3 separate regions of the Homo sapiens genome follow, and regions 2 and 3 are each linked to region 1. Evidence: chromatin loops called from intact Hi-C (ENCODE). Cell type or tissue: HCT116. All regions are shown on one strand. Region 1 has its middle 29 kb from the start of LACC1. Region 2 has its middle 26 kb from the start of NRAD1. Region 3 has its middle 5.4 kb from the start of MIR8079.

Region 1 (8,000 bases):
ACTTTCTCAATTCAGCTTCCAAAGCACTGCTCTATCCTGCTTGCCCTTCTCCCTCTCTGGCTGTTCCTCCTCAACCTTCCTTCCTTCCTGAACCCTCCCTGTCTTCCCTACCTCTAACTGTTGGAGTGCCCCAGGCTGAGTCCTCACACATCTCTTCACTAACCACGTTATTCTTCAGATGATCTCACTTACTCTATCCTTTAAATACCATCTATGTTCAGATGATTCCAATATGTCAGTATGTCCAGGCCTTTCCTGATTATCCTGTCTAAAATAGCACTCCCTCCTGTCATTTTCTATTCCCTTCCCTTACATTTTGTGACAGCACTTACTTTTTAGCAGTGACTTTATATTATATGTCTATTTGTTTATTTGCTTATTGTGTACCTCCCTGACTAGAATGTAATCCCATGAGGGCGGGGACTTGGTTTTATTCTCTGCTATATCCCAGCACAGAGAATAAGGTGATGGTGGTATGGTATATATTAGGTATTCAATAAGTATTTGTTAAGTGAATCATTAATGTCCAAATTTATTCTTTCAAATCATTGAGCACTCATTTATGTTATGTAACAGTGCAAAGCAAGCAATAGCTTTAGCTCTAAGAGTGGGATCACTGCAGGCTGCCTGGGTTATTTACCACACAGCACGCGGAGGTGAAGGGCACAATGGTGAGAGGGTGGAGAAGTGGCAGCAATTCTAATTTGTGCCCAAATAAGGGAATGGCAAATCCAGTCTAGTTTAAGACAGTTGAGGTTGGGATGGGGAAAACAATGGGATGGGTGGGCCTCAGCATAGGGGCACAGCTTCATAACTATCAGGTGAAGAATAGAGACAACAGGACTCCAAATACAAACAAGGCAATCCAGAGAAACTATCAGATGTTCTGAAGCAGAAGAAAATTTGCCTAGCCCACAGGCGACCCACAGGAACCCAGAGCCTGGTTCCTTGATTTCCGCATAGGCTCATGGCCACCTGCAGATGCTGGATGCTCAATCCAGAATCAGCTGTGGGGATAGGGCTGGGGCAGGTTCTCTGGGGAATGCAAAAATAAATATAATCTCTACCTTCAAAGAGGCTGCAGATTTATAGGAGATGCTAAGACACAGCTAATAGAAGTAAAAGCATTACGTAACATGTAATGTGCTCAGCAGAGCCGTGAAATCACAGCAAATTATATCTGTAAAGGAGGCTATTTATGGATTGTGTTTAAATATAGAACTAGTCTCTTGGGTGCAAGAAAAAGAACAATTTACTAGTTACATATCTCTTCATTTGCAAAATGTAGGGTTTAGAAAGAATTCTTTTTTATGTTTCCTTCCAGTGCTAAATTGCTATGATTCTTAATTCACATACATGTAAGCCTATATAGGTAAACTTGTATACATAGATAATAAAATCTCATTAATTTGGACTTTGATTATTTTGAACTTATGACCAACCATCAAAGTAAGGCTAGTTGAATTTTCATTTTATTTTATCAGTAATATTAGTAGCTTGTTCAAAAAGAGTGTAGACAAATTATAAAAGGAATGCTTACCAACTTTAAAGAACAAACTGTTTTCAAAGCATTTAGAACTCCTATTTGCAAACAAATAGCTGAAGTGGATGTCAGCCACTTGGACTGATGTTTTGATGCATTTCATACAGATCCCTGAACTAGGGCCGCTTGGAGAGAAGGGAGTTGACACACCAGGTCCCTGACCCTCATCTCACCTCAGAGCACCAGGAAGCCAGAGCTTGCCTTGACTGAGGACAAAACCAGAGGAAATCATTTGCAGAAGCACCGGGCCTGGCAGATTATGCCCTGAGCCTCCTGCTGTATTTCTTGCTTTGGCAGAACAAACTTTTTTAACAAAGAAGATGCAGTCTTCTTTAGGTTATTGTGTAAAATTCATCCATTGAAAATGTTTCTTGAATGTCTACTACATTTATCGAATGTGCAGGAGGCACTATTATATATCCTTATTACATTATAGATTTTCAGTACCAAGTGTTTATTTCATTTACAGCTCTTGAGGATATATTTTATCTTATTATTCACAGTTAATTGTAATAAAAGTTTCAATTGTATTACCTCAAAAGGCTACATGTGGACCTCACAGGCAAATGGGGATGTTACTAAAAGGAGAAACAAGGGTGATTATGTAATACTAAAATTTATCAAAAGCTTTTATGACTAAGGTCAGAAAAGCTGAAAATCAAAATGAGATGCAAATTGAAAAATGCCAGGAAGGGAATGAAAAAACAGAATCTGGAAACCACAGAAGTAAAAATTTTCATTATACCTTAGACAAATCATCACAAAGTTGATCCCAAATTGAAGATACATATAAGAAAGTAGTGGGAGGCCGAGGCGGGCGGATCACAAGGTCAGGAGATCGAGACCATCCTGGCTAACACGGTGAAACCCCGTCTCTACTAAAAAAAAATACAAAAAATTAGCCGGGCAAGGTGGCGGGTGCCTGTAGTCCCAGCTACTAGGGCGGCTGAGGCAGGAGAATGGCGTGAACCCCGAGGGGCGGAGCCTGCAGTGAGCCGAGATCGCGCCACTGCACTCCAACCTGGGCGACAGCGAGACTCCGTCTCAAAAAAAAAAAAAAAAAAGAAAGTAGTAATAGGAATTATACAACCCCCCTCAGATGAATTTAGTCACCCTCTGTGACTGAGCCAAAAGGCTAATCAAGAGAGGCCAAGGTCTTCAATCTCCCTTGAACGCACCAAAGTCATTCGAACCAGATGTTTTTCCTGATGCTGCTTTCTTCACCCACTGTCTGACTTTGCAGCTATTGTTCTATCTTCAGATCCTTGCTGCAGTTCTAGCTTCTTGGTGCAGCCCTTCCTAATTCCTCCTACCCAAAATGAGAGCCACTTTCTGGATGCCCCGGAAACCTTACAACATTGCAGTTTACCACTAAATGGTTCTCTAGTGAGTATGGAGTTCTTCTGGATTAGGCTACAAATACCTTACTTGCAGAATTCATACTGTAAACATTTTAGTGATTTATTAACTTGTAAGAAAAGTCTTACAAGACATAAAAATTTAGTCATATTAAGTAAATATTGAATGAATGGCATTTGTCAAAAATAAAAACTGTAGAAAAATAAAACCACTTTGGAAAATTTGGGATGTAAGGTTCATAATACCCATTGCACCTAACTCCTTATAAGACATAAAGGAGGCACTTTTGGCTGACAAATCGATTGATGAATGAATGGTAGTAAGAAAGTTTTCTTTACTGAGACCTTTCATTCTAACCTACATATTAATGTATGAAATTGATTAGTGCAAATAATCATACAGTCATCTCAAAGTAAACTCAAAACATTCACCACCACCACCACTACCACCACCACCCCCTAAAAGCTGCTCAGCCTCCTGTATCCTTTTATGCCTAGTTAAAGGCATCACTCCTCACTCAGTGACCTAAGCCAGGAACCTGGCAGTCACAAAGTACTTTCTCCTTATTCCCATATTTGATTCCTCACCAAATTCTGTTGACTGTCTCAGATCCATCCCTGCCTCTCCTTCAGCACAGATTTTACTTGGTTCAGGCCTTAACATCCCCACCCACCCAGACTCTAGGGTTATTTCCCAGCTGGTTGCACATATCTGGTCTCACCTCTCTCCAATCCATGCCACATCCAGCCAGAGAGGATCTAAAATGCAAATCTGTTCACATCATCCCCTTTCTGTATCTTGTAATGGTTCTAATGCCTAAAAGATAAAGTCCTAACTTCTTTGCATGTCCTTCAAGGGCCCTTTTAATCTGGTTTCAGCCTTTCTTTTTAAAATCAACTTTGGCCACTTGCCTATATGCATCATACCTTCTTCCCATCTAAAATTTCAGAGTCTAAAATTGTCAGACTTGAAGTGCCAATGCATTTTATCTCACTGTGTAGGACAATATTTGACCCTGTATCCATTTAAACTAGTTGACTTACCTCTATATCTAAACCAAGGACCAATTTATTTCTTGATCACCTCTGCAAAGCTGATACTTTGGTCACCACGATGGCTGGTAAATGCCCCTAATATAGCAATTATTTGATCGTATACGCATTTAACCTACTAGAACTTCTCTACTGTCAGAAGGGCAGGGAGGGACATAGCAGATGCTGGCATGTGAGGAAAGTATATAGTTTGGCATTTCATATATCAGCATCACCATAACAACCACTCAAATATTTGTTGAACATTGGTGAGTCAATGATGAAAGAGTTTAGAAGAAGGAATTTCAGGGAAATGGAACAGCAGGAGCAGAGGCAGCAGTGAACTTGCAGTAGGCTAAGAACAACCCAAGGTAGTTTTTTTTTTCCCTGACACTGCTAAATTGAAGGTTTTTATAAAGGAGCTAAAGATGAGGAAAGTAGCCAATCTGAATAAGCTGTGACTCAATAAGTAGAAGATGAAACCAAAACATACCTCAAAAACTTCTGCCTGGGAGACTGGAAGATTGGTGACACCTTGATGGAAAACAGTAAGACTGAATTGTACATTCAGACCAGTTCTCACCATCTGAATTTGAAAAAGAAAAAAAAAGTCTAAGAGGAAAAACTGAATAGTTACTACAAATTACCTACAAACGTCCTTGCCAGTATGAGGATTTATGCCACCTGGTGGCAGTTTATCTAATTTTGTTATTCAATTCTTTACAATAGTGCAAACTCTCAAAATTTGTACTTACAAACTTGAGCACTGTGTCAGGCATGAAGGAGCTATTAAATTTTTTTTGTAGAATAAATGGATGAGTGGAATGTGTAAATAAATTATTCAATGAAGCAAAGCTCTGTGATGAAAAAAGCTCTGATCCAAAGGTCAAGACAGTTGGCATCTAGTTTCACACTAACTGTCGAGTGATTCCCAGGAGGTCACAGACCTCTCTCCCAGCTCTACCATTCCTGACTTTATATTGGGGTTTTAGTTTATTTATCTAAAAAAAATGATATGTAAAAATTTCTTACAGTTATAGTATTTGAGTTTTTTATATATAAATTATATATATATAACAATATGTTATATATAGCACAAACTCAACAAAAACTCAAATATAACTGTAAGAAATTTTTACATATCTTTTTTGTTATATATGTATATTGGGATTTTTATTTGAAAAATTATTAGCTGAGTTCAAAAGTCCTTGAAGAGTCACAACATCAGAGGGTCTGTCAGGAGTGATATGTACACTTCTGGCAGTTGAATTTGAACTCACAGCTGGAGGAAACTTGCTGGTTCTAAGTTCTCTTCTGATTATGTCATCATTGTTTCTCTTTAGCCAGATGTTTCTAATGATAGCTTTCTAGATGACATTCCTCCTATTTTGTCCAGCCTCCGAATCCCCTCCTACACAGCACATTTGACCCCTTCCTATGAGTATCCAGGCCATACTCACAGGTGGGGTTTGAAGGGTGAGTACACACTGCTATGTGGATTTTTTTCTTTTTAGGCTAATATTATGTTTAATAAATGGGATTATGCTATTGTATGTATTTGTCTAATTTTCTCAGCTAAAGCAAAAGATCTATCCAAAAGGAGGCTTTTTAAAAAGTCGTATTCCTAATACAAGGTCTTTATGCAATAGACACTCAGTGTGTCCTTTTCAATACTGATCTTTATGATGAGAGTTAAAAAGCATTATCCAATTTAGGGACCAGGGAGGGGCTATATAAGATGATTCGGAAGTACTAGTAGTGCCAGCAAGTAGCAGCGTGCTAAAATCACACCCCACAATAGTGGGAGTACGTCAAAGGGACACAGGAACCCAACTGAAAAAGCACCAATGGCCAATTTAAGAAAAACAAATAAAATAATATTAGATTATAATCTAAAGTATATAATAAATATCCATGAGTTCATACTAACTTAAATAAATGATTGAATAATGGGAGAGAGTAGACAAATCTCAGGTATAGAAGAATTTGTAATAATTGATGTAGATACTCCACCGTCACAGTGTGAAACACAACCCTCCACTCTTTAAGTGTGGGCTCTGCACACACTGCTATAGAGTGTAGTATGGGAAGGCCAATGAAAGAGTAACCTTGTGATAGAAAAACCTGGCAAACACTGCCTCAGTCAGACTATCAACAAATGCTAAGTCAGGTTGGTAGCACATACCCTCCATGTGAGGTAATGAGAATAGCACGTTACCTCTGTGGTCTTCCTCCCCCAAATCCATATCTTCACCCTAATCATGAGAGAAACATCAGACAAATCCCAATTGAAGGACATTCTGTTAATACAAAATACCTGGCCAGTGCTCCTCAAAGCTGCCAAGGTCATGAAAAATAAAGTCTGAGAAACTGTGATAGCCAAGAAGAATCTAAGGAGATATGACAAATAAATTGTAATAAATTATCCTGGATGGGATCCTAGAACAGAAAAAGAACACTAGGTGAAAACAAAGGAAATCTGAATAAAGTATGGAATTTAGTTAATAATAATGTATCAATATTGGGTCATTAATCACAACAAATGTACCAAACTAATGTAAGATGTTTCTAATAAATGAAACTGAGTGTTGGGTGTATGGGAACTCTGCACTATCTGTGCAACTCTCTGTAAAAAGTTTATTTTAAAAAATGGGTCAAATCTCCCATCACACTCATCAGAAACTAGTGCCATGTTCGGAGATGCAAGGAAACGTCAAACTATTACTAAATATCTTTTGGAAAATTAGATAGCAGAAAACTAGATAGGATATTTTAAAAGCAAGAATCTTTCCTTTGAGGCAGGAGGAAGATAAAAGATGGCTTAAGAGCAGTTATATATTTTTTATTTGAAAAAAGTATAGTTCATTAAAGAAAATATAGGAAAAACTACACAAATGCAGAAAAAGGAAACAAAAGCTTTCATAATTTCACCATCTAACACAACTAAGTTAGTATTTTATTTTCAGTTTTTAAAATATGTTTATTTTTGTGATTTCTTCTCATAGTTGTAGTCCTACCTGATTACACAATTTAATTTCTTGGAAGGTTTTCCCTCTCTTCATTGAAGACAATCTTACGTAGAGCAAGTTAATTGGTGCCATTCTGCATTTCAGACAGAATTAATTTAAGTGAAAGAGAACCATATGACTTTGCAAGACTATGTGAATATCTAGAATCTGCTCTATTTGTCTAGGAGGTAGTGCAGAACTAAAGGGGTACATATGGTACTATACAGAAGCTTAAAGGTCTATCTCTTGATTTCACTGTGGAGAGGGTATGATATTTAAGAAACAAAATGGAGAAAGGGAAAAGTCTATCACCAGGCAAGTTCCTTAGAACTAAGAGATAGGTTACAGAAATAAGAGGTAGGATAATAGGTATTTACCAGTTCTCATGCTAAGAGTATTGTTGGCAGAAGAAAGAATATGATTGAGAGTAAATGGTAGGAAGTATATAATATTAACATTATTATAATCTCCATAATCATCTCTAGGGAGGAGCTTGCATTCAGACAATACTGTTTCTTAAGATTCACTACAATGGCTATTTTCCAGATAAAAAAAGTTTGACATCTTTAAATTCCGTTAGATTGAGGCAACTAGAAACAGTAAATATTCTTGAGTACATACTGCCACCCAGTGGATATATCTGTGTGATGCACAAAGCATTTGCGAACGAAGAGGACAAAGAGGTTTTGACTATGATGCTAGTGTTAAAGCTTTGCTTGCATTCAGTGAAGGCCATAGATCCTATGTAATCCCAAACTGAATTACACCACTCATTCAAAATTCTAGACTAGACTTTAATACACATTTTCAAAGTATTCTGATAAATATTACCAGAGGCTTTTGGCAATGGGAGAAAAATATTATGTGTGCTTACCAACACTATAGATACTAACTTCTTATTAATATTAATAAAACTAATGTCAGTGAATTTCCAATAAGATGAATCAGAGATACTCAACTTCTAGTAAGGAAGGAAGAGGGATGTCATAGCAGAGACTAGACAGTGGAAAAATTTGGCAAACACTGCCTCAGTCATATGATCAACAATACTAAGTCATA
Region 2 (8,000 bases), 140 kb before region 1:
GCAGTTTACAGCCAGTAATTGGAAGCGTTGAAGTGTTTTTGCAAGACCAGTATCTCAGATTACAGATTTATGATTTGCTTGAAAATAATCATTTATTTTAGGCTTGAACTTTAAAAAGAAAAAAATAAAAGCTTAGAATGATTTTCTTCAAGTTTTCTATGACATTCTTTACATCAGGAAGAGATGAGGGAAGGCAAGATGGAGGTTTTAGAGAGAACGGGGTTCCAATGTTATTTTCCCCTTGGTTCATTTATGAGACTACATTTTCCTAGCTGCATACGCTATTTCCATTGTATGACTCACACAGACAATTTACTACATTTAAAATTGTGTCAAATTCTTTCTGAAAAGCTTGGGTCAAATACACATACTATGTATACAGTTGGAAATTCTTCCTCATAGATCCAGCTCATGGTATGGATGTTGTATTTGTGTCCTCGTAGCCATGGCAACTAGAAAAGGGTTAAGCCAGGGCCTCAGAAAACCCAGAGGCTGTGCAGTAAAATATCATATGTGTGTATATACTTCCTAAAATATACTACTCAAATATGGATTAAGAAATCTTAAAACCACTGTCTTAAAATTAATTTTTCATTCCTAGTATGCATGTTATTGCCTAAAAAGGATACTCTCAAAACAATCTCTTTCACCTCACTCCTTTTCTCTCTAAATTGTCATCTAATGACCATTTATCTCAAAAGACAGACTATGTAAATCCATGAGAAGTGCTTTGGTTTTTAGATATGGATGAGAGAAATACCAATGAGAATATGAATGAAGTTGTTTTCTGGCTGAAACAAACTGTCTTTTTTAGATCTCTCTTTTAAATCCATTTATATGAGAGTAATAAAACATTCTTCTCCATTTATTTAAGAACTTACTAAATAAACTTGGGCAACCCTGAACAATGCCAAGATGTTAAACATTCACCAGCTCTAAGAATTCAGACTCTTCTTTGTGTTGGCTGATGGCCCTCAGGTCCCTGACTACCCCTTTTAATTTTCTTACACACTTTACCCTGTGAGATAAATTTTAAGAGTTTATCCTCAAAATAACACTGGATAGGAGTACAGAATGCAATTCTGTTTTTTTTGTTTGTTTGTTTTCTGAGACAGAGGCTCACCCTGTCACCTAGGTTGGTGTGCAGTGGCGCGATCTCAGCTCACTGCAACCTCTGCCTCCCAGGTTCAAATGATTCTCCTGCCTCAGCCTCCCAGGTAGCCAGGATTACAGGCACTGGCCACCATGCCCAGCTAATTTTTGTATTTTTAGTGGAGATGAGGTTTCACCACATTGGCCAAGTTGGTCTTGAACTCCTGACCTCGTGATCCGCCTGCCTTGGCCTCCCAAAGTGCTGGGATTACAGGCGTGAGCCACTGTGTCTGGCAGGGAATGCAATTCTTATAAGGCCCAGAGCCATTGCAGCATTGGATAAAACACCATCTTTTATATCCATACATCTTTCTTATTTACATTTCCAGGTGCAAAAGGAGGATGGGTAAAAAAACTTTCACTAAGTGGTTCTCTGTCCCACTGCCCATTTCGTAAGGATATCAGAGAAAGTATTAATACATCCCCTGGTCTAAAATGCCTGGCTTAACTTTTAACCTTTGACACAGTATCAAAGTTTTCCACACCCTTTATTTATTTCAAGATATTTCTCTGTAGGAAATATATTTTATAATGAAATAATAAATAATAAATCATAAATGGCTTTATGATTTTATAATAAACATAAATTTATGGGAATATATTTAAATGTTCACTTCCAACCTTTGATACCATCTCATATTTAATATCTAAGAATCAAAAAAAATTTCAGGGTCAATATCCTGGCCCTTCTTCTGCCATCTGGTGGAGAAATAGAGAAGCAGTGAAATTGATGCATCAGGAGTTTCTTCAGAGTCCTTAAATGCATCAGTCAGCGAATGCTTGTGGGGTATTATTATTATTTATTATTATTATTCATCAAACAGTACTCATCAAGACACTTGGCATCATTAAACGTCATGCTCTGCAAAGTAGCCACATTCAGTCTCTGTCCCCAGAAGAACTATGAGGCATTACATGATTGAAAGCTCCCGGACGATTTAGTTATTTTCAAGCAATCAGTTCAACACACAGTGTAAGGAAAGGACTCCTTAAGACTATGAGGTTGGCATTTAGGTCATTTTAGCAGTAATTTGCTTTATAATGATATTCTGACCCCAAGATGCTATGCTTTTCTAAGCACTTCTAAAGAGAAAGAAAGAAGGGAAGGAGAAAGAGATGGATGCAACTCTCTAATGCCTTACAAATCCCCAAAATGACATTTTAGGTTCATTTTTAAGGCCATTTAAGAGTGTCAGAAAGACTCTTTATGAGCAAAAATAACATCTCCATGAGGTATCTGCACTTTAATCAAATTTATTATAGTTTACAGAGTATGGAGAGAAGAGATGTAATAACAAACATCCTAACTGCCACAGATTTGAGGCAAGTGACAGCCTCCTCAAATTAACTTCAACAAAATGATGTTCCAAGCCTGTTGAATTGCCCCATACATAGCCACATCTGAATTCCCATCTTCTTGCCAAAATCCATAGAAAAGGGGCAGCCATAAATCATGTAGGAAATACATTGATTGCTATTAAATATCCTGTATATTTCATGGAAATGTGGCTCTTTATGCTGATGGATTCTGGCTGAAGGCACTCAAGACCAAAGGACCATGCTGTTTTGTATTGAAAGTGGCTATTGGCTTGGTCCATTGCCACCTGCTCTTTGGTTTTAAAAGGGCATTGAAATCTAAGGAAGGCCCTTCACAGTGTTCCAGAATCACTACCCGTGACATAAATAGAGAAAAAAGCAGTGCTGATGTAACCAATGCTTTCTTAACTCGATGGGGCTCTCAAAGGGGTTATGGAGCATAGTGAACTCCCACCCTGACTTCCTGCTTCCTCCACTCAGCACCCTCTTGGCCCAAATAACCCTTTGGCTTAAAGAGGGGAGGAAGGCTCCATCTTGAACATTGCCCATTATAAATAATCAATGTGCATATTTTGGATATGCACTGGATATGTGATGCTTTTCTAAACAAGATGAGAATTTATGTACCCCCAAAATAGACACATAAATTACATCCTTTAAAAATACATCCTCTAAGGTTTTTGTTTTCTTTCTTTTTTTTTTCTGTAGCTGCTTCTTTATTTCAACTTCCCCACACACATCCTTGACTGCTGTGGCAATGTGAAAGAAAGGTCAATGCAATTTCACAATTGATTCCTACAAATTCTTTCCCTACCAGAGTGTCCACCAGGGAGATCATGTAACATCTGCCCGTAAGTGGTGGGTTTGGGGGCCATGGAAGAGTAACTGGTGATCACCTGGAGCCTGTATGGGTTTCTTAATATTAGGTTATGTCAGTCTAAACTCATTTCTTTCATTGAAATTGGTACTGTAGTATAAATGCAGTGTATCTAGATGATAGCAAAATTTCCTGAAAGATGAAGGAGAAAAAAATGAACTGAACCCAAATGTGCTGGATTTGGGATAGATAGATAGATACCAAAAGAGGGACATTTCCAGTAGAAAGCTAAACCATTCTGTTCTTTTTTCACATTTTAATTAATAACTTGAAAGAAATATAAAAGGCATGCCTTTAGAAATTTGCCCAATAAACATTCAACTGAGGATGCTCTTGATGACAGTCCATGTGCTGGGAGCACAGGCAACGCAGAAAGCCTGACCTTTGGGAGGCTACAGGCTCTTTAATTATGCCAATGCTAGAAAGCAGGAAGAACTAAAGATTGGACAACAGAATCACAAGCAAAAGCCAGGCAGGCATTTTTTAGGCTAAATTTCTCAGAGATGTATGTGGTATTCTAAATTCAAGATCAAAAAATGTAAGAATCCAGCAACAGAAGAAGAATCCTCTTCCAGAATAGGAAGCTATGGTGTTAGCAACTGTTTCATGAAAAAAAACTTAATGGTTTGAGATGACCGATAGAGGGTGACAATGTGACATAGCTCCCCAAAAGACCAGTGCAATCTTGGACTGCATAATATAGATATATGAAACCAGAGCAAATTGGCAACCACTCCTTTATATTTTGTGATGTTTCTAGTGATCTCAGAGTGTCGTATTCTCCAGTGGACACTGCACATTAGTCGGGTCACAGACAAACTAATGCCTTCCCAAAAGATCTACTAAGATGATGATGGACTAGACACTAGAAGCTACTCACCAGCAAATGTTTATTGAGTGCCTACTTTGTTTCAGTCACTAATTTTGGTGCTGGGGATAAATGATGGCTACAACAGACAAGGTCCCTGTTCACATGAGGATGACTACTTAATGGCTAAACAAAAGACAAATACAAAGTTGATAAGATAACTTTATATACTGATAAAACCTACTTTAAAAACCACCAAAAACCATGTCATGTGAAGCCAGTGGGAGACAGAATTGACTCAACATACAATAAAACTGCCTATAAATCTAGTTATCCCAAAGGAAATCAAGGCTACTCCAGAAGAAGATATATTGTCCAATCTACTTACCAAACCAGAAACTGCACAACCTTTTTGATCAGGAGTTGTTGGCCCACAGCTGGAAGGTTCAACCTCTGTGTGTCTTCAGTACTTTGTAGGTGCCACTAGTAGCTCTTCTCACTCAGCCTATGGAGGTGTCATGTCTGTCTCCCCAGCTAGACTGTGAACCTCAGGAGAACTCAAGCTGTGAAAACATATTGTGACTTTCCTCCTAGCGCTGTACATGATCCCAGCAGGCACTTAATAAATGTTCAACAGAAGGAATTAAAGTATCAAGTGAGTAATATGATGGGAAGACTTTTAAGATGCTTACCATCATGTGGTTTTATAAGTTGCACGTATTTCAGGGAGTGGGTTATAGAAAATCTTAATTGTTTACTTGAAAATTTCAACTGGACATCCCTCAAATATATAAAACCCAATAAATTAAAACGTGTATCTCTTTCCCAAAATAATTGTTTCTCTTCTTATATTCAACATCTTATAAGGTGGCATTGTTATTCACTGAAACAAAGGATCTGGGCATCATTTTGGTTGATTTTTTTCCCCTTCCACTCCATAGCCTCTCTCTCTCCAATTCCTGGGTGGTTTCCTTAACTTTGCCTAAACCATCCTCTCCGTCCCCTACAACCTTGGCTCAGGTTGCCGTCATTTTTACCTGGTTTCATAATCAGGAATCATTCAGTCCCAAGTGACTAAAAACTAACTCAAGCTTGCTCAAGCAAAAATAAACTTATTGGCATGTATAACTCTAAAGTCCATCGGTAAACTGGTTTCAGACACAGGGGGATGTAGGCTCTAGACTGTTAGAGGCTCAAGCAATATTAATACAGCTCTGTTTCCCCTTCTTCTTGTTCATTTTCCTGTAAGTATTGGCTTAATTGATCAGGTGTTCTCCATGTACCAGGAAAGATGGCCTCTGGAAGCCGCAAAGCTACATCCTTTTATGAAGAAGAAGAAGAAGGAGGAGAAGGAGGAGAAGGAGAAGAAGAAGGAGAAGGAGAAGGAGAAGGAGAAGGAGAAGGAGAAGGAGAAGGGGAAGGGGAAGGGGAAGGAGAAGGGGAAGGGGAAAGGGAAGGGGAAGGGGAGGAAGAGGAAGAGGAGGAAGAAGAAGAAGAAGAGGAAGAAGAAGAAGAAGAAATTCTATGTCTGGGCGTGCGTATGTGAATTTTCAGTAAAGAAGCTTGATGAATACTGCTTGGATTATGTGCCCACCTGAACCAGGGATGGGTACTGTAATGGGTTGAGTTTGGGTCATTTGTCCACCCTTGTGTGAGTGGGCCAGGCAATGAGAGACAGGTGACTCTCTTCCAAAGGAACAGATGCTAGACAAAAAAACAATAGCTATTCTGTACAGTCACGCTCTCTCACTAACTTCTAATTACTCCGTGTCTCCTACTTCCTCAGTACATGCTCTTCGTTGCCAAAAAAAAAAAAAAAAAAAAAAAAAAATCTTCCTAAATGGCAATTCTAATTCTCTGTCTTCCCTCCTGAAAACCCTTAAGTGGCTCCTACTGGCCTGTAAAATAAAGTCAAACTTCTTCATTCGATTCTCACTCCTGCCTACCTCTGATGTATTTCTCCCTAGACTGCTCTCCTGGCCAAAGCTCCAGCCATTCTCAACTACTTGCAATTTATCAAGCATACAAGATTATTTTGTGCCTTCAGTCTTTACTCACAGTGTCCCTCTTCCCTTCCTTTCACTAGTCCCACAATCCCATTAATTTCTTCCCAAGAGTTTGCCCAAGAAGCATCTCTACCTCACCTCCCATCCCCCACCCCCGAAAAAGCCTTTCCAGCTCTCCCTCGGGTAGGATTTTTCCACGTGTGCCCTGTACACACCTTTGTCTCTTTAGCTCATGCATTTGTTTACATGCCTATCCCCATCTAATAACCTGTCAGCTCCTAGAGGACAGTGATCAAGCTTCATTCATTCTTGTGTTTCTGGTAATTACCTGCAGATAATAGGCACCTAATAAACCCTTTTGAGAGAGAATGAAAGAGAGGAAGGGAGAAAAGAATAAAAGGGGGGAAAGACAGGAAGAGATTCCCCAAGGCTTGTCTTTTCTTCCCAGAAAATAAATACATTTTGAAAATAATATTCTGGGCAAAAGCTCTTGCCTTTGTTATCTAAATCAAGCAATGAGTAATAGTGAGAATTTCGGGTCCAGTCACTGTGAAAGGTAGGTGCAGGGAACATGGGAAGAGGGGACCAAAAGGTGACGTTTTATGGCATGGGTCAAGGCAGAGCACCTGCATATCCCACCTGTGTAGAGCGGGAGCCAGGTCACAGGTTGGTGAAGCGGCATCTGCAGCAACGTGCCATGGCCGCCCTGTTTCTGTCTTGCTTCTGACTGGGCAGTCATGTGGAGAAATGAAAATGAATGGAGAAATTAAAAAGGTGACCTAATTTTCTGCTGAAAGCATTTCCAGTCATAGGTCTGAGTGCATTTTAATTATACCTGGACACAGGGGCTCCGACTCAGACGTAACTGCAGTCCTGAGTGGACTGTCCCTGTGGCTGTAAAGAGTTGTCTGAGCCTGTGCTTCTCTCAAGAGCCTGGCATCACACTGATCATTAAGCAACTGCGCAGAGGAGCAGCTGGGCATTTCCATGGCAACCTGCACTGGGTTGCCTGCAGAGCTTGGTAGCAAGAGCATTTTATTATGGGTCATTAAGGGCAAAAGGCTTGATTTACATTATTTCCTGCAAAATCCTTTTATTTCAGGTGTTACATTCCATCTCCATCTATGCTGCTTTTCTAGAAAAATATCATGAGGGTTATTAGGTGGAGAAACCATAAGAGGCTTCAGGTAAACCAAGCCATGCAGTGATCTGTAGATGAGAAAAGTATTTTGCCAAAGGGATGTGTGGTCCAGAGGTATCTAGTGTTCTCCGAGGCCAGAGAATTCTTGCTGTGAAATGTGAAGTCATTCCTTTTATTGTCTGTTCCCTTTGCCTGAGTCATGCTTTTGAGTGGCATTCATGAGGATTCTTGGATTCTGTGTTCTGCTAAATAAATAACAACAAATCTGGCCTGACTGTTCCTTAGCCACATTAGCTGCTGTCCCAGGTGTCTTATATTCCAGAGTGACCAACATGCAGCAAAAGGTAGCTCCTATCAGCGCTTAAGCACATAAAACTCTAGAAAGCCATGAGCCTCTCTCTCTCCTCTTGTCTGTACTTGGGAGCAGGGAGATTAAGCATTCAACTCTAGCTAGTGTCTTTCTGGTAGCCCGGGCCCCTGGCCAGTACTGCACGGTGACCTGGAGCGGATGGACAGTGATTGCTTTTGAAGTGTAGTAGCATTAAGTCTATTTGGGGAAGGGACCCTGGAAGGTCATTGTCTCACAGCTCCATCTGCTATCTATGATTAAGGATATCAAATCTACAGAGGCCATACCACAAATGCCGTAGAATGTGCTCAAGCTTCCAAACCTGTGTAACCCGACGATAGTTAACTTAG
Region 3 (8,000 bases), 280 kb before region 1:
GGAAGTCGGTGTGGCGATTCCTCAGGGATGTAGAACTAGAAATACCATTTGACCCAGCCATCCCATTACTGGGTATATACCCAAAGGATTATAAATTATGCTGCTATAAGGACACATGCACACATATATTTATTGCGGCACTATTCACAATAGCAAAGACTTGGAACCAACCCAAATGTCCAACAACAATAGACTGGATTAAGAAAATGTGGCAGATATACACCATGGTATACTATGCAGCCATAAAAAATGATGAGTTCATGTCCTTTGTAGGGACATGGATGAAGCTGGAAACCATCATTCTCAGCAAACTATCACAAGGGCAAAAAACCAAACACCGCATGTTCTCAGTCATAGGTGGGAATTGAACAATGAGAACACATGGACACAGGAAGGGGAACATCACACACCAGGGATGGTTGTGGGGTGGGGGTAGGGGGGAGGGATAGCATTAGGAGATATACCTAATGCTAAATGATGAGTTAATGGGTGCAGCACACCAACATGGCACATGTATACATATGTAACAAACCTGCACGTTGTGCACATGTACCCTAAAACTTAAAGTATAATAATAACAAAATAAAAGAAAAAAGAAAAAAAAAAAAGAAAGCAGGGATCCTAAGACCAGATTTTTGTAACCGTGATTAATGAGTGAATGAAGAGAGAGTGAAGTAAGTGTCTGCAAAAGAGGCTGACAGAGGTCACTCAGGGTGAGAGGAGCAGAACCAAGAGGGTTCATGTCACATAAACCGAGGAAGGAGAAGTCTCCAGAATGAGATTGGTCAATTATGTCAAATGTAATGAGAGGTCAGAAATGGAAGAATGTTACCAAGGCTGCTTCTAGTGGCCTTCGGCGGTCTCCTTGGGAGTTTCCATGGTAACAGTGGTTGTTGTGCAGGGCCTGGCCCTCCAGTGTCTGCCACAGCTCAAGTGACATTTCTTCTTCCCCTGGTATCCCCACTTGCCCTCTGCACCCCCACCCCAGGACATGACCAGGTCCACAGTGCAGGCAGATCCCAGAGAGGTGGGAGGAAGAGGGTACCCCAGCTCTATCCATGGGCCACCTCACAGACCCAGCCACTCCCCCTGGAAGGCCCCAGCCACCTGAACCTTCTGGAAGGTTGGGGCCTCAGGCAGGAGAATCTCAGTGGCATGAAGGACAGCTGCCTGACATTCCCTATTCAGCTTAGGGGAGCAATGAGTTAAGACCAAAATAAAGCAAGGCAAAGGCTCCTTATGTTACTATGTAGCTGGCGTTGGTCTTCAAACTACCTGGCAATGCAGTTCTCCCAGGAGATGACTTTAAAGGACTCAGACCACAAATATTTAATGACAAATAGACTTGGTTGACAAGATAAAGTCCTACAAGAATGGGTCATTCACAAATGCACTGGTAAGTAGTGAGACCACATTAAATCCTTTCAATATCCACCTATTCCAGCACCTGTAATGAAACTCAGGGAGTTTACAGTTCCCAAAAACTGCATATTCGTGGGTTTGCCTTTGCTCGAATCTTATGTCAATACATAGGATATGGACTCCCTCTGCTTCATAGTGGAAACCCTGAAGACAGAAATTACATTTGAAAATATGGTAATACAGCGGAGAAGACAAACACAGTATGTTCCCTTTTTTTCTGGCTTCCTCTTCTTTGCTCCCCAAATTGCCTCCTATTTTCTAAAATTTAAACAGTGAATCGATTCTGAAGAACTACAGTAGATAGCAATGTAAACTAATATGTTAATGTTTAATTCACTTTTGGTTTACCAGGCATTGAAAACTTTGAACAAAATGGACTTAAATAAAGATAAAAGATGGATGCAAATCTTTATATAATTTTGGCAGGAAAAAAAGGCAAAAGCAAAGGATTAAGGAGGAATTAGTCCCATCAGGGACTGGGCTGTATTTTCACTGGTTCTCATCCTGCTAGATCTTCCTCACTTGCTAGTTGGTCACCAAATATGAATCTAGCATCTGCTAATTGCAAAGCAGAGTATTTGGCACGTGAGAGTTCAACAAAGAAGAATGATACTCTAAAAACCCCCTTCATCTTCACCTATCTCAGAGATCCTTTCCTGGCCCCCAGACTAGGTGAGGGCACCCATTGTGTGCTTGTGCAACACCCTGTGTGTTTTTGTGTCTATTTCACAACAGCTATCATGCTTGTGTTTACTTGATCAATGTCTGTCTCCCCACAAAATGTAAGCTCAAAGAAGACAATGAATCTTGATGAATCGATCCCACTTGTATCTGGAACATCTCATACACTGCCTGACACACAGAGTAGGTCTTCAATACACAATGCGTGAATGAATGAAATGAGCAAACAATGGAAAATAAACACCATTTCTAGGTTACTGAGATTATTAATTCATCCCTCTTCTGGAACAGCAATGGAAGTTAGGTCCTTCAAATATCAGCTCACTCCCCACTCCTCCTCTATATCCTTTCTTTCTTTCTTTCTTTCTTTCTTTCTTTCTTTCTTTCTTTCTTTCTTTCTTTCTTTCTTTCTTTCTCTCTCTCTCTCTCTCTCTCTCTTTCTTTCTTTCTTTCTCTTTCTTTCTTTCTCTTTCTCCTTCCTTCCTTCCTAACTTCCTTCTCCTATTACTTCCATGTGCCTCACTTGCCACCTCTCCCACCAGTCCCTCAAATATTAAAAGAACAACATCATCATCAACAACAAAATGCACTCTGTCTGCATCCTGGAGGAGGCGGTGGTGTCTTCCTGGACTGCACAAGCACAAGCCCACATCCTTGGCTGTGTTGCCTGGGGTTTTTATGTAATAGGAACATGTTGATTGGTATGTACTCAGTTTGGAAAGAGAAGCCATGCCTTGTTGTGGCTTTGAGTTCAGACCATTTTTCTTTCATCTTTGAAGATGACAAGCGCTATAAGCAAAGAAAGTCAAAATGAGCCTGAATGTTTCAAGCTCTAGGCAAGGCAGGAAGAATGCCGTGCGGTGATATTGTTTAGAGAGAGACTCGGTAATTGCTGTACTGGAGAGCCGACATTTGCAGAACTCAATTGTGTGGCGTCCGACTGAGTAAGTTAGCAAAATAAAGACAGATGGCAATGGATTAACTCCAACACGCCCACCAAACAATGGCAGCCAAAATGGAGAACTGTGGTGTGCTCTAAAACACGCTCCTTCTGGGAGAGTTCACCCGGTGCCTCAATTAGATGCCACCTAGTGACTGACCAAAACATTGCATATTGCACAACCCTGCATATTTCGGACACAGCTTAAGGAGACCGCACCATAGATTGTTTGGCTTCGTTTTCAAAAGACGGAGAGATGCCAGGTCATGGCTGACTTGAAAACTTATAGTTTGATGTTTAGTTCACTGAGAAATAATGGTTGAAATCTCTGTTCTTCCTTGTATGCTTAGAGGAAAATAGAAAAACAAAAAGGAAAGAAAACAAATCCTGCAAGACAGGCAACTGCCTTTGATTTAGAAATGCATGACCTAGAGTTAGAGAAAAGCTTGAGGACAGTTTGTACATTCTGGTCCTGGCTTTATACAACTGAAACTGAGGATGGCAAATAATTTCATTACATCTAACAGCTCCAGTTGATTGTGAAGGCTCTCTGGACCATGAGGAATTATGAGGTGAGCTCCAAGGCTTGGGTTGGGACCCTGTGGTTATTGATGGTTGTCTGCCATACTGCAGAAGAGGAGAGTGGTGGAACATGGGTCCTTGTTGAACAACCGTACATCCTTAAACAATTAGGAAATCTCCTAATTTGTTTAATCGTGAGTGTTTAGAGAAACAGTTCTCCATATTCCTGAGAGTCTGAGGGCAGAAGCTGAAATGGGCAAAGAACATATAGAAAAGGTGACACTTTTCCATCTAAAGGAGAGACGAAGAAATAATGAGCAATTTTGTTATGATCTACCAAACTAAGGTTTCATTATGTTTGCCCCTCATTGTGGAAGGCACTGTTTGATTGGCAATTTGCACCACTACCATATATAATTTAGTCCTGGAGTATGTGCCAAGAACTTTGTAATGAAACCCTGGTTATTCCTAACTATAGGATTTATTTTTCAAGTGAAGGTCTAGACAATTTCAGTAACTGGCCCAGAGTGTGAGGTTGAGAACGGAAGGAGCTTTAGTTCTCAGGCTCCTCAACCACTACCTACCATGGTGGGCTGACGCTGCATTTCTTGCTTTTCCCTAGCAGTCACCTAGTCAGTGCTCCTGGCTAAAAGAGAGATCCTTTTCTCTTTTGACCCTTAACATCCACTGGTGACCAGGAAACAGTGCCAGCTATGTCTACAGATCTCGGGGACATGCAGTGTGGAGGGTCAGGTAGTTGTGTGGTTAACTGGTCTAGGTCTGCCCAACGGAGTCCATGTGTCAGGGTAAGAACCTGGATCCCCATCTGCTATACTTTTGTTTTCTCAAGTAACTCCCTAGAGGCCCATGTCTTTTGAGCTCAGTTTATAAACAGGGCAGAAAGCTGCACACACAGGCATCAAACTGCTCAGCCTTTTCTAGTTTTAATTCAACTTAACACTCATTGATTAACTGAATGCTTACCACATGCAAAACACTGTGCTAGGAGTCAAGACCCAGGAGTCAGACAAGGGTTCTAGCTTCAGCCCTGCATGGGGCAAGTTATTTTGCTGTCAGAGATCTCTGCTTCCACTTCAGTTAAATGAGAATACAGAGCTCAAGTAAACCCTCCAAATTCCTTTCTTAATCTAAAGCTTTACGGCTTTATGAAAAGAACGCTTGAAAAATGAGGCTTGGTTTCAGATTTGATGTGTTAAAATATGATAACTTTATTATTTCTTCATTCAAAAATATTTTTGAGTGCCCACTAATGTGCAATGAACAAGACAAAGCCCTTGACCTCACAGAGCCTACAGTCTACTTGGGGGAGACAATGAACAGACTTAATAGTAAATGCAAAATAAAATGTACCAGATGTGCCGTGAAGACACAAGGCAGAATAAGGAGATAAAGGGAGAAGGACCAGAGAAAGCCGCTCTGACTGATGTGGGGGAGAGAGCTATGTGAGGTCTGGAGAGAGTTCTGGGCCGAGATAGGTGCAAACGTGAGGGCTGTGGGGGAAAGCAGGCTTGGCACGCTTGAGGAACAGCAAGGGGGCACTTAGATAAATAGTTTACTCATCGCCACATGCAACCCACCCATCTGAGGAGCCTAGAAGAGTACCTCCAAGGAGACTGTAGTTGGTGAATGCCCCCTCTGTGCCAGGCACTATCCTAGGCATTGGGGGCACAGAGATGGGAAGGAGACACTACATGTGTGGGAGAAGTTCACATTTTAACGAACAGTCAGGGATGCCAATATGATGAAAGAAGCATTGTGACTAAAATTATGGCTGAGGGCAATGGGAATTCAGCAGAGAAGGTTGAGTTCAACATTTTAGTTGGGTCTTGCAGGATAAGGGGAGAACTGGACAGGCTGGAGATGAGGGACTGGAGGTTGCAAGGGCAGGCCCACATGGAAGTGTAAAGCATAACTGGGAAATAATTAGTCAAAGTCCAGATTGGCAAAGCACAGGGCAACAAGACTTTATTGTCAACAAAACCAGAATGGCTTTTGTGTCTCATCTGTTTTGATGTGAGTGTCATGTTTGGACTTTTTTCTGTAGGCCAGAGGTCCACAATATTCATTCTTAAGGACTCTCTTTAAATATTTTTTTCCTATGGCTCACGTGTCTTCATAAATTTGTTTTTAATCCCCCCAAATATTGGAATTAGTAAGAAGTAACTATTTTGTTTCCCCATTCAAAAAAGCCATCCAACCTTCATGACTTCCAATCAGAGCCACAGATAACCATGAAATACAGCATGTTACCACATTGAGTTGATCAAATTAGTCCCATGCTCCAACCTGACTGCAAGGGAGGCTGGAATATATGGGGATACACAAGGAATATTTGTTAATCACTAACTACCTCTGCTACATGGCATAAATGTACAATTTTGCCCCTGGATTCTTGGAGTTCAGGGGAGTCTTCAGTTGAGAATCCTACTCTGGCATTAAGAAGCAGAGGAGTGACAGGATTGGTTTGTTTTCCAGAAAGATCACTCAGGTGGAAGGTCAGAGGATGGACTGTCTGGGTAGACTGGAAGCAGGAGGACAAGTTGGGAGGCTCTTACTGCTCCAAATAAGAAAGGAGGAAGGCCTGACTCAACACATTGGTAGTGGGATGGAGCAAGGAACAGGCTCAAAATATAGTTTGGGTTAAAATTCCTCCGTGTTGATGACCAGGTATGCCATGCATGGGAATGAAGTGTCAGAGTTGATTCTTGGGTTCTTAGGCTGGATGAGTCAAAGGCACTGTCACGACTACAGCATGAGTCAGCAAGAGAGGCAGGGCCAGGCAGGCAGGACCCTCTTTCCCAGGGTGCAGGAATAATGGTTGCCAGTTATTCTTTTTTCACTTCTTATCTCATAATTTGCTGTATTCCTTTCCCATCCCAGAAAACACAGGTCTGAGTCACAGCTGTGGGAATGCAAAAGCCAAGACACCCAGGTAAAGGCAGACCTGGATGGAAGTTTTGGATCCAACCCAGGCATCAAAAACAATCTTGGCTCTACCCATCTAGGCTTAGGTGCTCTGTTGAGTGTCTGGGTCAAAGGCACCTACAATGGCCACCGTGGCCATCCCCTGGTGCTCCTTCTTCTCTTCCATTCACTTTCCTTCATTAGGTTTCTTCTTTTGGACTCTTCCCACTTGTCCCTACTGACCTTTCCTATTTGCACCAAGCATTATAGCAACCCCCTCAATCACTCAGGGAATACTGAAATCAAATGTATTCATGTACTTATTCAGAAACCCAGCCTGTTCTATCTCCCGTTAGACAACCACCTCACCTGTGGAGAGACCATGCCTTCCCAACTGCTGCAAAATAGAACCTCTCCCACCCCTTTCAATAAAGGGCCTACACTCCTTAATAAGGTTAGCCCACTCTGGACATTAGAACCCTGAATGAAAAAATCAACTGCATTTCTCTGCTTGAAGCATCTTCTTCTTAGCAGAATGTGCATGATAGGGTTTCTTTGAACTTTATATAGGCAATTAAAAACAAACAAACTTGAGATGAATTGAAACCACACTTAGAGACAAACTCTGCCCAGTTTGCTAAAAGTCCATCCTGTTTACTCAATATGATGAACTATGAATAACACATAAACAACATAATGCTATAGCCACAGTGTGGGACCATTATAACGGATATCAAAAGAGAATGGGCTTGGGCATCATGGAAAACTTGGTGGTTGGGTTCTAACTCCACCACGTAGTGCATCTTATAGAGCGTCACTATCCTTATCTGCAAACGAGGGATCCTACAAGTCAAATGGCAGTGCTGTGCTCAGCTTAAGCCCATGATATGTAGAGCACCTAGTGCAGGCCTTACAGAGTAAGAAACACTCAACAGAAAGTAGCCAGTGCTGCAATTATTCGTCCAGTCCCTTCTTGATGATGTTATGGTGTAACCTGAAATGTTTCTGCCTTCCTTCTTGTCTAGCTCCCGTTTGCTTGTTATCATCCTGACTTTGTGTCCTTCACTGATCCTCATCCATGCCTCACACCCAACCTTGATGGGCTCATCACTTCCTAGTCTTAGTATTAATTGCAAAGGGTTTTCTGTATACTGTTTGCTCAAAACTTGAACCTAAAAGTAGTCTACATCAACTGCTTTTGTGCATACAGATTGAGCTCTTTATATTACTATTTGCTGCTCTATGAGACCAGGCAAATACTGGAAGAAAAACATGCTTCCAATTCTCCCAGAGCTGCCTGGAAGTATCTTGTGGTGGATGAAGCAGAGCCAGAGAAATGTGTTCAGCTTGAAATAAATGATTATACTACTCATCGATAAATTACTGTAAGGATCCAGCTTACCATGGATTATTCATGTTAGCTACAGAGAAGCTGGGGTTAAAAACTGGACTATTGTTGCCTTGCTGCAGATTTTCTATTCAACCATTCTTCACTCATTTATATGTGTAG

Evidence for each region. A loop is a pair of places that touch in the nucleus more often than their neighbours do. Peaks named below come from ENCODE experiments on the same cell type or tissue, not always from the same donor. Only the 100,000 strongest peaks of a DNase experiment are listed, where the experiment ranks them.
Region 2: it touches region 1 in a loop (11-fold over the local background); 93 of 110 quality-filtered maps call a loop at or near these places.
Region 3: a loop joins it to region 1, with 7 times the contacts of the local background. A loop is called at or near these places in 16 of 110 quality-filtered maps.

What each region holds. Positions count from the first base shown.
Region 1 is chr13:43,905,203-43,913,202 of GRCh38, reverse strand. No RefSeq gene overlaps it. Among named protein-coding and RNA genes, the nearest start is that of LACC1, 29 kb to the right of the region's middle. In HCT116, CTCF peaks have their summits at 4,614 (motif pointing left) and 7,579 (motif pointing left); DNase peaks (open chromatin) are centred at 4,203, 4,612 and 7,552.
Region 2 is chr13:44,044,504-44,052,503 of GRCh38, reverse strand. No RefSeq gene overlaps it. Among named protein-coding and RNA genes, the nearest start is that of NRAD1, 26 kb to the right of the region's middle. In HCT116, CTCF peaks have their summits at 1,859 (motif pointing left) and 4,002; a DNase peak (open chromatin) is centred at 1,843.
Region 3 is chr13:44,186,801-44,194,800 of GRCh38, reverse strand. No RefSeq gene overlaps it. Among named protein-coding and RNA genes, the nearest start is that of MIR8079, 5.4 kb to the left of the region's middle. RefSeq lists an enhancer at 5,792-6,991. In HCT116, CTCF peaks have their summits at 2,662 and 3,222 (motif pointing left); DNase peaks (open chromatin) are centred at 2,830, 3,170 and 6,300; H3K4me3 peaks cover 380 bases.